2 separate regions of the Homo sapiens genome follow, and region 1 is linked to region 2. A link is a loop called in an ENCODE intact Hi-C map of the cell type or tissue named here. Cell type or tissue: natural killer cell. All regions are shown on one strand. Each heading gives the region's core, and the rest is flanking DNA. Links, peaks and the distances in the headings are about the cores only.

Region 1 (8,344 bases), core at 162-8,161, 52 kb before region 2:
TTTTTAATGTGTATAAGTTACTTTTGGGGTGATTAAATGTTCTGGAATTAGATAGTGGTGGTGGTTGCATAATATTGTGAATGTATATATTTCTATTATGTGGTTGGTGTTTTATTAATTTGTAGAAACTATATGTGGTGGATATAAAATTCTTTTTTAATATGCTGCAAATATTTTCTTTCAGTCTTTTGTCTATCTACTAAATTTCCTTGTGTTATCTTTTTCTGTACAGAAGTTGAAAATTTTTACATACATGTGTTAATTTTTACATACATACACATACATGTGTAAATTTTTACATACATGTGCAAATTTTTACATACATGTGTTAATGTTTTTTCTTATGGCTTTTGAATTTGAATCTTAAGAAGATATCTCCCACTCCAACATTATAAAAATATTTTCAGTGTTTTCCTCTAATGCTTCTGAGCTCTTATTTTTTAATTAAAAAAATTTTTGTTTTTGAAGCAGGGTCTCACTGTGTCTCCCATTCTGGGAGTAGAGTGGCATGATCTCGGCTTGTTGCAACCTCTGCTTCCCAGGCCCAAGCAATCCTCCTACCTCAGCCTCCCGAGTAGCTGGGACCACAATTGTGCGCCACCACGCCTGGCTAATTTTTCATAGAGACGGTGTTTCACTAGTTGCCCAGGCTGGTCTCGAACTCCTGAGCTCAAGTGATCTGACTGCGCTGGCCTCCCAAAGTGGTGGGATTACAGGCATGAGCCACTGTGCCTGGTCTGAGCTTTTATTTTTAAATGAAGGTTTTAAAAGCATCTATAATTTTTTGTGCTTTGGGCATGAAGTGAGAGTTTAACTATTTTTTTCCAAGTAGTGCTGTACAATTTATTGAACAATTCATGCTTTCCCTACCAATTTGAACTATTACCAGTATCATATTTTGATAATAACATTGAAAACGTAGCAGTCTTTGGCAGTCAGGTCTTTCAGAGATTCCTGTGTAATGATTGATGGTTATTATAGCCTATTCTATTTTAATTATAAATGTACTAAAATAATGCAACTTATCTCTAAGCAGTTATTTTAAGTATTTTTCTCTGGAAGGCATTTTTGTGAAATTATTCGGTTGTCTCATCAATTTTGATGGTGGATATATTCATCTGCTCAGGCTGCCATAACAAACTACCATAGAGCGGGAGGCTTGCCCAACAGAAATTTATTTTCTCACAGTTGTGGAGACTGGAAAACCACCGTCAAGTTCCAGCAGGGTGGGTGTCTGATGAGTGTTCTCCCCTTGGGTTGCAGACAGCTGCCTTCCCTCTGTGTGCTCACGTGGCCTCCTTGGTGTGCTTGTGTGGAAAGAGGAAGGAAGAGGGGGAGGGTAAAGGAGGGAGAAGAGGAGGGGAGAACGAGCACTCTCTGGTGTCTCTTCTTATGAGGACACTAATCCTATCAGATTGGATCAACTCTAAGATAATACTTTAATATATTACTTAGTAATTTTTATAACTTTCTAAGTATTTTCTTTTAAGTACCTTCTTACTTAATACTTAGAAAAATTCCTGGCTGGGCATGGTGGCTCACGCCTATAATCCCAGTACTTTGGGAGGCTGAGATTGGCGGGGGATCACCTTTGGTCAGGAGTTGGAGACCAGCCTGGCCAACATGGTAAAACCCTGTCTCTACTAAAAATACAAAAATTAGCCAGGCATGGTGGTGGGCACCTGTAATCCCAGCTACTTGGGAAGCTGAGGCAGGAGAATCGCTTAAACCCGGGAGGCGGAGGTTGGAATAAGCCAAGATCGAGACACTGCGCTCTAGCCTGGGCAACAGAGCAAGGCTCCATCTCAAAAAAAAAAAAAAAAAAAGAAAAAGGAAAAAAAAGAGAAAAATTCCTTCCTTCCTTCCTCCTTCCCTCCCTCCCTCCCTCCCTCCCTCCCTCCCTCCCTTCCTTCCTTCCTTCCTTCCTTCCTTCCTTCCTTCCTGTTCTGTATCCATTCTACCTTCTTTTGGCAGAAGCATGCCCATTTCCTTTGGGAAGATTCTTTTTTTGACCCTGGATAAATTCTGGTAGGAATATTGATCAAGATACCCTGCCCTCTCCTAGTGTAGGAGTAGTGATGTGGACCCAAGCTAGGTCAATTAGAAGCTTCCTCTTGAATTTGATCTATGAATGGAGTAATAAAAAGACCGCATAAAGTGTTAAGCAGTTCTTGCTCTACATCTTCTGGAGCTCCCTGGTTTCTGCTTTGGTTTCTGAGGAGTTGGTTTTTCCAGTCTCTTCTTAAACCTGTTCGCTGCCCTGTAGCCTTCAAATAAATTCCCTCTTTTCCTAAGTTAGCCAGAGTTGGGTTTTGTCACAACCAAAAAACTCCAACTCATATAAGGGTGGTTCATTAAATCATTTGGCAAATATTTATTAAGTACTTACTATTTGCCAAGGGCTGTACTAGTCACCGGGGAGGGCTTTCCAAGTGTTTAATGCGCTGATCTCTTTTGTCAATAAGAAAGAAAACTGGGAGTTAACTCTCTGCCTTCATTATAAGTGCCAAGAAAAAAAAGAGACTCTAGGAGACTCCCAGTGCTCCACAGGAGAATAATTAACTATCATTAAATAAAGTTTAATAGAAACAATAAAAACACTAACGTTAACATTATGATGATTTTGTCTAGTTGAATTAATTCAGAGCTTTAATAATTTCCAACTTTGTAACAAGTTTCTTTAGAGGTCATAGTTATTGTTATACTCCTGAGTAAATTTGGGTAAATCCTTGTTGCTCACCACTCAGGCACACATTACATAGTGTTGCCTATGTGAGAAGCAGCTCTATCAAAAACCAATGCCAATTATTTGAGGCATTTGCATTTGGGACTTATTAATAGCCATGGGTGAAAAAGATATTCACTTGGTACTTACGGCCTTTAAAAGATGAAGCAGTAGTTTGAAGGAACCAGTGGTTTGGGAGAATTAAATACTGATTCCTATTGTACCCCGTTGACATACACAGTTTAAGCTCTGATCTTGTCTTAAATTATTGGAATTGTGGAAACTGCTCCATTAATAACAATTTTAGTAACTTTGGGGGCTTAGTAATTGGTTTCAACATGACCTTTCTCTTGAAACATTTAGACTCTCCTTTCAGATTCCAGACATAGAACTAGTGTAGATTCTTTGGCATAATTGATTTGGAGTTCAAATGTAAAAGCACTCTTTTCTCTTACAGAAGCATCTGAATTCATATCTCATGTATCTCCTGATCAGCAGCCAAATGTCTCTTTGAACTGAACTTTGGTTTCAATTGCCTGTGAAAGAACACGATTCTTCTCATCTTCCTCCAAGCATTCTTCTTACTGCAATTTTATTTGCCCTTGAAAGAGCCTGTCTTTGCAATTGGCCCTTGCACGGGTGTCCCTTTAAAATTGGGTTTCCAGATCCATAAAAATTCTAATTTAAAATACTATTGGTTATGACTTCCTATTCTTGGTAAAAGAAAACAAATACTCTTGGTGATTTGAAACTAAGATATTTTCATCTTTGGGACAAATTTTGTAGCATTTAAATTTATTCATTGTGTGGAGAAAAAAGTTATTTTGAAAAATTGATGAAATTTTTGAATATTCTCTTTAATCTGTGATATTTTAGAAAAATTCAAAAAGTGTAAGTTTCTTAACTCATACAAATCCATAAAATGATGGGCCACAAAGCTCAATGCAAGGAAAAAAATAATCAATGTGCCCTACAGCATCCCCAAAGTAAATTGTGCTAATATGATGTATTTTAAGCCAGACCATCTTGAAAATAACCTTCAAATTTGGTGAAAATATGTCCACTTGTTTTTACAGCTAGAGAACAGACAAAACTAGAGAACAGGTGTTAATTACATACAGGTAAGACATAAGTGATCTGTGCAGTCATTGATGACCCTGGCCCTTTCTTCCGTGACTTCTGCTACTCATTAGTATCTCCACCAGAGGGCAGACAGTAAAAGAGAAAGGAAAGGAGAGGAAAGGACATGAGGCTCTTGCAACCCAGCAAAGAACTTGAAACTCTTTAAGCCCATCTCTGAATTCATTCTGAGGTCCTGATGGATCTAGTTTATTTGAATGACAGTATTAGCTCTGATAGGGAACTGGGTCCCAATCATGACTCAGCCACTTCAGGTAGTCAAGAACTATTTACTGAGTGTCTGGTATATGTGAGGCACTGTTCTGGACACGGGATACAGTACAGACAAAAATGTTAGTTTGTGGAACTCGCAGTCTAGTGTTGTATTATAATCCCCATGAGCCTCAGTTTCTTTATCTGTACCATGGGGACAATAACACTGGAGTTTCTGTGAGCATTTAAATGAGATACTTAAGCACCTAACAAAGTTTATTATATTTTAATTTATACCTTGTACAGTTTTATATAGCGCCTATACAATTTTTAAATTTTATACTTTACAGTCCATACACAGTTTTATATTATTTATTATAATTTATAGTCTGTACATAGTCTATGTAGTGTCTATAAAGTTTTGAATTCTATTTGACATCATTCCATAAACACTTTTCTATGAGTGATTCTACTTAGTATTTTAATGGTTATACAACATTTCATCGTGTTGATTTGTCATAACACTTCAACACTGCTCTATTCTATTAGATACTTGGTCATAGAAAGTTCTCAGTAATTATTTGTTGAAAAAAATGCATGAACATCACATACTTATATTACTTGCATCTTTTCAACATTATAAATAACACTTTATTTTCTGAATAATGTTTCTGGTAACTACTCTAAAAGTAGGATTATTGTATCAAAATGCATGACACAAGGCATGAATAGTTTCATGATCCTCAATATATATTACCATCATGCTGCTGTAAAGACTGGTACTAATTTAAAACTAATAACTACATTGGGGTTTAATTTGTATTATTTAATTATTAATATTGTTGAATTTCTTTTGTATAGTTACTTACTATTTGAATATCCATGTAGTCAAACTTATCTGTTTGTGGACCAGGACAATCTCGAGAGAAGACAGGGCAGGCCTTCTATGTAAGATGTTAGCTACAAGAGCACAAATAACCACCTGAGCCATAAGGGCATCAGGAGCAGAAAATGAGGTGACAGAAGGAAGAGCCATGCAGAAAATAAAAGGGAAGGGCATAAGAGACAGATGTTACAGTTTTGCCAAACTTACAGATGATAGATAAAGACTATTACCACAAAGGAGAACCTTTTTGTTACATCATATCGAGGGTGGGGCTGTTTTGTGCAATGAGCACCTGCAATGTTGCAAGTGAAGTTGGTGAACCCTGGTATCTTGGTTGGAGTTGAGAGTGCTGATGTAGCACTAGGCATGGAAACGTTGATGAATTAGTATGAATTGGGGCCTGGTTTGCAATGTGATTTGCATATCTGTGGTTTGGGGTTATGCATGCCGTATATTTACCCCTTTGCCCTGAAGAATAAAATTGGTTGAGTAGTTGAAATTAAGCAATGAGTCTTTGATCTGAAATGGTTTGGTAAAATAAGCAATTGTGTGGTTTTAAAAAATACTGCATATTGAAATATTTTCAAACCTACAGAGAAGTTACAAATGCAGTGCAAATAACTTCCATATCTGTTTCACCTAGATTCTTGTTAACATTTTACTGCATTTGCTCCCTCTTTCTCATATATATATAAACATTATTACATATATAAATAATATATAAACATTATTATATTAATGTGTATATATATATACACATTAGTCTTTTTCTGAACCACTTGAGAGTAAGCTGAAGACATGATGTTCTATGATCCTTAAATATTCCAGTGTGTCTTTCCCCTAGCAAGTCCACTCTCCTAACCTACCAGCATACAGCTCTCCAGGTCAGGAAATCCACAGTGGTACAACACTACCACTCAATCTGCAGACCCAATTAAAACTTTGCCAACTGTCCCAACAATGTCTCCTTTTCCTTTCTGGTCCATGATTCCATCCAGGAACACTTAGTTACCAGCAATTAGTTGTCATCAGTGTCCATCTAGTATTTAGTTGTCGTATCTCTTCAGGCTCCTTCAATCGGAGAGAGTTCCATAGATTTTTCCTGTCTTTCATGTCCTCAACAGTTTTAGCAACTACTGATTTTACATTTTGTAGGATGAGCCACGTTTCCTTATGACTAGACTCAGGCCACATTTTCTTGGCAGGAATACCCTAGAAATGATGCTGTGTTCTTCTTGGTGCATTGCATCAGAGAGCACACAATGCCAACCTATCCTGTCACTGGTAGTGTTAACTCTAATCACGGGGTATATTGGTGTCTGCAGGTTTCTCTAGCATAACAATGTCCCTTTTTTTTCTCTTTGTAATTGATCAGTATTTTGTGGGGAGATATTCCCAGATTATGCCAACATCCTGTTTCTCATCGATCTTCTACCCACCACCCTTAACTGCCTGAATCAACCAGGCAGTTAATTCAGTTATGTTATGGTGGCCAAATATTGATTCTCATTCCCATCAATCTTTCTACACTTATTAGTTGGCATTCTACTGTATGGAACAGAAGGGCTTCTCCTCTGTTCCAGTTATCTATTGCTGTACATCAAGCTAGACCCAAATTTACTGGCTTAAAACAACAAGAATTTAGCTCATGAATCTGCAATCTAGGCAAGGTGATATTTTAGCTGGGGCAGTCAGCTGGGGTTAGAGGATCCAGTTCCAAGGTGGTTCATCACTCACATGACTGACTAGTTGTTGCTGTCTTTTGACTGGGACCTCAGCTGAGGCTGCCAGCCAGAACCCTCACATGAGGCCTTGCTATGTAGCTGCTTGATTTCATCCCAGCATTGGGGTTGAGATTTAACAGCAAGTATCCCAAGAGAGCAAGGTGGAAGTGCATGGCCTTTTTCTAATACAACCTCAGAAGTCACACAGCTTTCATTTCCATTGTATTCTGTTGGTTGAGGCAGTCATAAATATCCATCTAGGGTCAATGGATGGGGACATAGCTCTTACCACTTGATGGGAAGATTGTTAACATCACATTGTAAGAACAGCCTATAGGATAGAATATATTGTGGTGGGTATCTTTGTAGATATAGTCTGCCCTATCCTTTATTTATTTATTATTTATGTATGTATGTATGTCAATATGGACTCATGGAGTCCTATTTTGTATAATTGGTTGCGATCCATTACTATCAACGTTTATTTTGATGCTCAAATTTTCCCAGATTTGACCACTGGGAGCCCCTTTCAAGGTGGTCTCGGTGTCCTTTTGACTTGTTCCCATTATTCTTTGAGCACTTTTTCTTTAGTGGAGGGTGGTATATGAAAACTATTATCTGAGCTCTTGGTGGGCTCATTGCTGCTGGGCTATTATTGCTTGCAGGTGCTCTTAGCAGACAGGGCTGGAAAATATATGTATGTATATATTAATACATACATGTGCATATATACACATATGTACATCTATAACTATTTTTATATCTCTCTGAGTATATATATTTAAAACATGAATTTATACCCAAACCTCCAATTTCAACCCAGAATGTTAACATTCGGTCTGGTCTTCCTCCTTTCTGTTTTTAGTATCTTCTCCAACAGTGAGAAGCCTGCCACTTATCTTCAATATAATCTTCACTTATTTGCTCAATTAATGTAAACAGTCTCTAAACCACATGAGTCTACTCTCCCACCTACCACTTCAACACCCCACCACCAGTGATCTACATTCTCAAACAGGATCAGGCACATTACCAACGAACTTCCAGGTGGCATTCTGTATCGCTTCAGCATCCCATGTCTTTGGTCACCAATAGGCACTCCTCCAGCACATCTCTGCACAGCTCCCCTCCTCTCTGAAACTGGTCAAAATGTGGTACAGGGTCTTCACTTTTTGAAAATCCACACTAGCTCCTTTTTCATCTTTAAAAAATGCAAATTCGATCATGTTGTTCCCCTGCTTAAAACCCCTGAATGACTTTCTGGTCCTTAGGCTAAATCCAAAAACTATAATATGGCCTACAAAACCCTACATCATTTGACATCCTGCCTGCTTCTTCAGTATCATCTGAATTATTTCTCTGGGTTCAGTCAGTTTCCCAGAGTGGAATCTTCCAATCTTCCGCTTGGCATGTGTAACCTGGCTGTCAGTATTTTGGGAACTGAGTCAAGGATGGGGACTGGAGGTCTCAATGTTCAGAAGGCAGACTCCAACTTAATCCCAGTTTTCAACATAGCTTCTCAGTGGGCCCTCAGCTGTGCTTGGTTTAAATGTTTTCTCCCCTGCTGGGATGGAGGGAGGGATTTGGGGGCTGTTTCTTATCATCATGTTCAATCTATCATCCTGTTTTCAACTCCATACCAAAACTCCCACTTTCAGAGATAACTGGTACCCTCAA
Region 2 (8,344 bases), core at 168-8,167:
ACACTCACTCTCACACACATACATACACAAACATATGGGAAAATAAGTGTGGGTAAATTTGCTAGATGCATGTCATGCTGCCTTGTGCCATGCCAAGGTACTAACATCTTTAAAGGAAAGAGTAGCTGACCTTCATCTGTACTGAAATTATTCCCTTAGGAATATTTCATTTCTCTTTTCCATTAATAAGCTGCCTTGAAGAGCAAATTAGTTCGGTGAAGGATGCTACATTAAGTTTCAAAGTGCTAGAGCCAAAGGAATTTTAATATTTTCACCTTTATTCTGTCCACATATGTTGTAGATGATAAAATTCTACAGCAATTCCTACTGTGTGCATTGCCTCTCAGACCTAGAGGCTGTCAGGTGATGGCTAAGAGGAACCACTGCATATCCCAAGTGAAAGGACTACTGTATAGGCCACTTTGTAGCCCTTTACAGTCTAGTAGGAGAAATGGGCATAAGCATATGTTGTAGGTGAGAACAAACCATGCTGCGTGTGGTACCTGTGTACTACATACATTTTGAGAGTTGCTCCTGGCCGTTGGAGGAGAGAGTGAAGTGTACATTTTCAGGGGATTTAATAGTGCCTGAAAGTTCAGAAATCCAGGATGTGGCATTTGGTTTTGGATTTGAAGGCAAGGAACCAAGGAAGAGTAGAGGAATTCCTGAAGTGGAATTCATTAGTTTTGTATCGGAATTGAGCTGCCAGTCACAGATTGGCACTGCTGTGTGCCATGATGGGCTGGAGGCAGAAGGAAGAGCAGCAAGACTTGGATCCTAAACCTGTCTTTGCTACTTTGGAGGTCTGTAACCTTGGGCAAGTTAAATCGTACCTCTGGGCCTCAGTTTCCCCACTTGTAAAGTGAGCACAAGACCATATGTACCTCATAGGCTTGTAATGGTTAAAAAGATTAATAAATGGGGGATGGCTTTGAGTCTAGAAAGAAAATTAGAAACGTTAGCCATCACTAATAATTATATTTTAGATGTACTCTAGACGAATTTTTTATTAGCTTTTTTCTTTCAAAACTAAGTCTATTACTTTCCCAAATATGTCTCACAGTATGGAATTGAAAAATATTGTTTTTAGCACATGATAGAATAAAGTTTAGCCACTGATCCTATTTTGCCTCCTTTAGCCCAAGCTCTGAGCAGACTTGGGATGGCCTTCCCCTGGTTGGGGACAAGGAATGAGTTTCTCAACTCTTTTTTTTTTTTTTTTTTTTTTTTTGGAGACAGTCTTGCTCTGTCATACAGGCTGGAGTGCAGTCGTGCAATCTTGGCTCACTGCAACCTCAGCCTCCCAGGTTCAAGTGATTCTCCTGCCTCAGCCTACCCAGTAGCTGGGATTACAGGCACGCGTCACCAAGCCCGGCAAATTTTTGTATTTTTAGTAGAGACGGGATTTCATCATGTTGGCCAGGCTGGTCTCAAACCCCTGACCTCAGGTGATCTGCCCACCACAGCCTCTCAAAGTGCTGGGATTACAGGCATGAGCCACCCTGCCCGACCATTAGTTTTTCAACTCTTAAATTAATGCACTGCCTGCCACTCACCTACTCATTTGGCTTTAATTCTCATGGCTTGCCCTTAATCAATAGCTTAGGACAGTGGTTTCCAAAGTGGGGATGTATGGATCCACGGGGGTTGTGCAAGATGATCTATTTGGGTGTGGAGAAAACATTAAAATTTCTATTTACTTTTTCTATTTTTTTTTTTAGAGCCCAGGGTCTAAGAAAAACAAAACAAAACAAAACAACTCCTGGGCTCAAGTGATCCTCCTAACTCAGCCTCCTGAATAGCTGGGACTATAGGTGGATTCCACCATGCTTGGCTTACTTCCTAGTGTTTAATCTTTCAATTGACAGTGCTACTCATTTGGACCTGTGTTAGAGATGTGTCACGTATGTTTGTCAGCACCCTGCAGAAAGAGTAGGGGTTTCATAATTCAAAGTGATTTTCAGCAATGGCCTCACTCGTTTTTTGCTTTCAGTATATTGCAAAATACTGTGGTTTACCTGTGCAGGGAGAAGGCTATAGTTTATATAATCTTAACTGATAGACTCTTTTATATGGTTTGTAAGGAGATGGAGATTGACCATGAAAATCTTTAGTGCCACTCTGAGATCTCACTAGTTATCTTGAGGAAAATATTTAAAAAATTGTTCAACTTAGGGATGAGTTACATACAGTATTTTTCTTCTAAACAAAGACAAGTGTTCCAAATTTGCTTATCTTTTCTTGCTAAGCAGTTGGCAATACCCAGAAGATATTGTTTTTTAAAAAGTGAATTTTAATAATGAGTGAAAAGTAAATGCTTTAAAAAAGCATATCTTAAAAATGGATGCTGAAAAATGTTTCTATCTTCTCTGTGGTTTTGTTGCTTTGCCACCTACCATAAAAACCCCTAGTACCTGCATAATTTTAAAAGTTGGAAATAAACATTTCTAACCTCTTTAAAGCTTTTTCAAAGGAAAGATTTTGGCAAATTTTGATCCCATTTGTTAAAAATGGCAATATATCACGCCTTCTGATTAGTTTGCAGGCACAGCTGATTGACATCAGGAACTAAGAAAATTTATTAGACAAATTACAGCAAACACGTTTGAATAATTGAAGGATGAAGTAAAAAACACATTCAGGATTACATATTAAGCATAGACAATGATGTACTTCTTTTTGAATCTATGTATCTTTATGAGCTCTCTTTTTCAACCAAGATATTTATTAAAACCTAGCAAATAATCTGATTTAGAACAAGTCCTTCAAACTGCTGTAACGTAAGATTTAAAAAATTAAACAATGTTGGCTGGGCGCGGTGGCTCACGCTGTAATCCCAGCACTTTGGGAGGCGGAGACGGGCGGATCACGAGGTCAAGAGATCGAGACCATCCTGGCTAACATGGTGAAACCCCGTCTCTACTAAAAATACAAAAAAAATTAGCCAGGCGTAGTGGCGGGTGCCTGTAGTCCTACCTACTTGGGAGGCTGAGGCAGGAGAATGGCGTGAACCCAGGAGGTGGAGCTTGCAGTGAGCCGAGATCGCGCCACTGCACTCCAGTCTGGGCGACTGAGCGAGACTCCGTCTCAAAAAAAAAATAAAAAAATTAAACAATGTTGAGTCATATAACTTTCATTTGATAAATTATATCAAACAATAATTTTAAGTGAGAACAAAATCATTTTTGTACCATTTAGAGTCTTAAGTATTGCTGTTTTAATAATTCTTTTAAAATTCATATTTCTGTATATGTTTATATCATAATGTATGCAATAATATAGTTGTACTGTATAAATAATTTGTAAATAAATAAACTCATATTTAATTTTGGGGTGGCATGGGCTTTAAAAACCTGATTGTGTTAAAATTTGGAGGCCGCTAAACTAGACTACTAGCTGCTCTAGACACTTGACAGCGAACATAGCCTTGAGTTATCTGCTACAGTTCCCAGGCAAGAGCCTGGCTGAGAGAGCTGAAATTTAGGTAAGGGACATGCTAACCATCCCTCCCACTGACTCAAATAGGTATTATGCATTCAATCCTTGGCTCAAGCTAGACCATTGATAGGCTACATATCTAGCTTAAGGATAGGTTAAGGTGAAATCGTAGAGCAGGCAAGGTGCTAGAAGGAGCGTATGGGTCAATAACTGGAGAAGGAGAAGCCAGGTGCGGTGGCTCACGCCTGTAATTCCAGCACTTTGGGAGGCCAAGGCGGGTGGATTGCCTGAGCTCAAGAGTTCGCAACCAGCCTGGGCAACATGGTGAAACCCTGTCTCTACTAAAATACAAAAAATTAGCGGGGCGTGACGGCATGCACCTGTAGTCCCAGCTACTCGGGAGGCTGAGGGAGAACTGCTTGAATCTGGGAGGCGGAGGTTGCAGTGAGCTGAGATCACGCCAGGCACTCCAACCTGGGCGACAGAGCGAGACTCTGTCTCAAAAACAAATCAATCAAACAAACAAAAATAAAATAACTGGAGAAGGAGAAATGAATCAAGGTATGGAAGGATTGAAATTTTGTGACACTCTCCATCTCCAGACTGACCCGCCTCAGGTCTTAGAAAGGTCATCCCGAGGTAATACTCTACAGCACATCTCATTCCCCTTATGAACCTGCCTCTAGTCAGTCACACAAAGCACACAAGACCACAAAGAAGACAAAGCGCTGAACGGTATTATCTTCTCTTGTTCCTTAATCGTTTTACACATGTAAACCCTGGATAATGTGGTAGTAGTTAAAAGCAAGAATATCAGACAGACCTTAATTTGAATCCTGGTTCCACTGGTTGCTTGCTGGCTCTGACTTCTTTTGAATCCTAGTTTCTTCATCCACAAAATGAAGATACTAATACCTACCTCTCAGGGTAGTTGAGAGAATTAAATTCATAGGAAGCATTTAGTAAGTAATCTGGCATATATCAGGTACTAATAATGATGGCATTATTCACCAGATTGTTACCTCCTGATGGTTGGAACCATGCTAGGTGCTCTTTTTTTTTTTTCTATACCCACAATGCCTAACACAGATCTAAGTATACACTAGGCGTGCTCATTTACTACTTGTTGAACTGAATAGAATTAGTGGGAAAGACGTGTCAGGACAAAGTTGATTTAGGAATCTAGTGCAATCTGACATTAGAGACTTTCAACTAATTTACTTTCCTTATCTCTGCTGTATGAACTTATTTTATTTTGTGTCAACTTTTATTTTAGATTCAGGAATACATGTGCAGGTTTGTTACATGAGTATATTGCATAATGCTGAGGTTTGTGGTATGAATGATTGCGTCACCCAGGAAGTGAGCATGGTACCCAATAGGTAGTTTTTCGGCCTCCGTCCCTTCCCTCCCTCTCCCCTCCAGTAGTCCCCAGTGTCTACTGTCCCCATCTTTATGCCATGTATACCCAATGTTTAGCTTCCGCTTATAAGTGAGAACATGAAGCATTTGATTTTCTGTTTCTGTGTTAATTTACTTAGGATAATGGCCTCCAGCTGCATCCATGTTGCTGCAAAGGATATGAATTCATTCTTGTTTATGGCTATGTAGTATTTTGTGGTATATATATATATATATATATATATATATATATATATATATATACTACATTTTCTTTATCCAATCTACCATTGATGGGCACCTAGGTTGATTCCATTCTTTGCTATTGTGAATAGTCCTCCGATGAACATACGAGTGCATGAGTTTTTTTGGTAGAATGATTTATTTTCCTTTGGGTATACACCCAGTAATGAGATTGCTGGGTTGAATGGTAGTTCTATTTTATGTTCTTTGAGAAATCTCCAAGCTGCTTTCCACAGTGGCTGAACTAATTTACATTCCCACCAACAGTATATAAGCATTCCCTTTTCTCCACAGCCTTGCCAACATCTGTTAATTTTTGACTTTTTCTTTTGAGACAGGGACTTGCTCTGTTACCCAGGATGGAGTGCACTGGTGCCATCATGGCTTACTGCAGCCTTTACCTCCCAGGCTCAAGTGATCTTTCCACCTCAACCTCTCAAGTAGCTGAGACTATGGGCGCATGCCACCACACCTGGCTAATTTTTAAAATTTTCTGTAGAGATGGGGTTTGCCATGTTGCCCAGGTTGTCTTGAACTCCAGGGCTCAAATGATCCTCTCACCTTGGCCTCCCAAAGTGCTGGGATTACAAGTGTGAGCTGTGCCTGGTTGACTTTTTTTTTTTTTTTTTTTTTTTTTTTTGAGACAAGGTCTCAATCTGTCATTCAGGCTGGAGTGCAGTGGCACAATCACAGTTCACTGCAGCCTTGACCTGCAGAGCTCAAGTGATGTTCCTACCTCAGCCTTCAGAGTAGCTGGGATTACAGGTATGCATCACCATGTCCAGCTAAATATTTGATTTTTCTGTAGAGACTGGGTTTTGCTATGTTGCACAGGCTGGTCTTGAACTCCTGGGCTCAAGTGATCCTCCTGTCTTGGCCTCCCAAAGTGCTGAGATTATAGGCATGAGCCACCACGCCCAGCCTTTTTGACTTTTTAGTAACAGCTATTGTGACTGGTGTGAGATGATATCTCCTTGTGGTTTTGATTTGCATTTCTCTGATAATTAGTGATGTTGAGCATTTTTTCATATGTTTGGTATGTCTTCTTTTGAGTAGTGTCTGTCCATGTCCTTTGGCCACTTTTTAATGGGGTTGTTTTTTGCCTGTTGAATTGTTTAAGGTTCTTATAGACTCTAGATATTAGACCTTTGTCAGATGCATAGTTTGGGAAATAACTTATTTTTGAAAGCCATTCTGAATTTTTTCTAACCCCAAATCTTATTGCAATAACTCTTCTCATATATTTATACATATTTCTTCCTTTTAGGGGGAAAATAAAAATCATCCCATTTTCATCAGTGGTATCAGTTTTCTCTTCATCAGTGAAGTCTGAAATATTTGACTTTATCATCTCCTTCAATCCTAGTAGAAGAATGCTAGCAATATCATTTTGCTTCTCTCTGCATAAAACTATTCATAAATGGCTCCTTTCTATCTACTAGTGAGCCCAAACTCTGAACCTGGCACTGAAGACCTGGCATTTAACCAGGCCCCATCTGACCTATCCAAATCTGTTTCCTACAAAGCTTTCTGTTGCAGCCAGGCGGGTCTTACCACTGGGGTCTAAGCACTATGCACAACTCAAACTGTTTTCTTTTGCTAGGTTAGGATATCCCATTTCTAAATGTGAGGCTTTACCTAGCTACTAATGCCCCATTGAGTTCTTCAAGATTGCTCACTAGCTATATCACTCATTTGGATTCTAAGCTCTCTGTTTCATGTGTAAAAGATTTGACCCACCTGAGGGCAGGGAGAGGGTCTTATTTCTTATTTCCCATTGTGCCATGTATTGTGCAGAGCACATAGTAAATGATTAAGATGAAAGAACCATGAAGGTGCTTTTTAAACCTAAATAGCCATGGATTATCGAAATTAATCTGTGCATATAATAATCATTTACTGAGTACCTACTGCGCTGGATAACTAGGATGGATGTAAGGACTTTCTAAGTGTCCTTTAGGGACTCTCAAAAATTCATAGGGAGGAGAACTTGATAAAAGACTAGATTTTCTGCAGTTAAGTGGGATGAATGCTCAGATTTGGTCATTAAAGTTTTGTGTGACCTCACACACCCATATAATTACAGATATTTAGGTTGTTGATGTATTAACCTAATTGAAGCAAGAATGTGCCCATCAGAAGGGACTTGTTAATATCTTTATTGCTCACTATTATATCTCAGTGTCCAGAACACAGAATTTGGCATATAGCAGTATTTTAAAGGACACTGTTGAATGAACAGTGAGACTTCTGGAGAATTGAATTTACTCTGGGTATGCTGTCAAAGTAAGGCTCCTGGGACCATAAGGCTGAAGGTCACACAATGGAAAGTTCACTGGGTTGTTGCTACTCTGAAAGATTCTTGGAAAACACCTAGCCAGGCTCCCAAAGAGACCTCAATCTGTCCCTTTCTATTAGAAACTTCTTTAAAAGCACTTTTTGGCAGTAATAACACCTTTTCCTCTTATCTGAAAGCTAAAGTAACTTTATACAATTTTCATAAATAATGAAAACACTAAATCTTAGTTTATCTTCTTTTCCATATCTTGCCTACATTCACTGTGTTACATTTTGTAAATATCACTCCGAGACAACCTACATTAGTTAGTCTGCATCTCTTACTTGTGGTATTTGACACTCAAGTTTTCAGTTGGACACCTTCTTCACTTTTAGCAACCTCATAGTAAACCACACCAAACTATGAGAAAACAGTTATTCCATCACCTCAGAAAGAAGGTAATATGGGAGTCATTTAAAAATAAGTGTAAAAAAACTCAAACCAATTGCTGTTGCTGTTATTGCTACCCACTATAGGGAGGGAAAGGTCCTTAAATGTTGAGAATCATTTTCATTCCACTCTGCAGAGCCAAATCATCTGGTCTGTGTGCTGAGTCCAAAAAACACTGCTGCATAGTTTCCTCAAGGAACAAACCAGGGAAAGGGAATCTGAAAAATCACAATAGGTTTTCTTTTTTGTTGTTGTTGTTGTTTTTAAACAGAGTCTCACTTTGTTGCCCAGGCTGGAGTGCAGTGGCGTGATCTCGGCTCACTGCAACCTCCACCTCCCAGGTTCAAACGATTCTCCTGCCTCAGCTGCCCAAGTAGCTGGGACTACAAGTAAGCGCCACCACACCTGGCTAATTTTTGTATTTTTAGTAGAGATGGGGTTTCACCATGTTGGTCAGGCTGGTCTTGAACTCCTGACCTGAAGTGATCCACCCTTCTCGACCTCCCAAAGTGCTGGGATTGCAGGCGTGAGGCC

The links. A loop is a pair of places that touch in the nucleus more often than their neighbours do. Peaks named below come from ENCODE experiments on the same cell type or tissue, not always from the same donor. Only the 100,000 strongest peaks of a DNase experiment are listed, where the experiment ranks them.
Region 1: it touches region 2 in a loop (2.0-fold over the local background); 3 of 110 quality-filtered maps call a loop at or near these places.

What each region holds. Positions count from the first base shown.
Region 1 is chrX:124,207,592-124,215,935 of GRCh38, forward strand. No RefSeq gene overlaps it. Among named protein-coding and RNA genes, the nearest start is that of TEX13D, 120 kb to the right of the region's middle. In natural killer cell, for the core only: a CTCF peak has its summit at 3,908 (motif pointing right); DNase peaks (open chromatin) are centred at 3,930 and 5,280.
Region 2 is chrX:124,259,149-124,267,492 of GRCh38, forward strand. No RefSeq gene overlaps it. Among named protein-coding and RNA genes, the nearest start is that of TEX13D, 69 kb to the right of the region's middle. In natural killer cell, for the core only: no CTCF peak of the experiment used is centred there; a DNase peak (open chromatin) is centred at 4,803.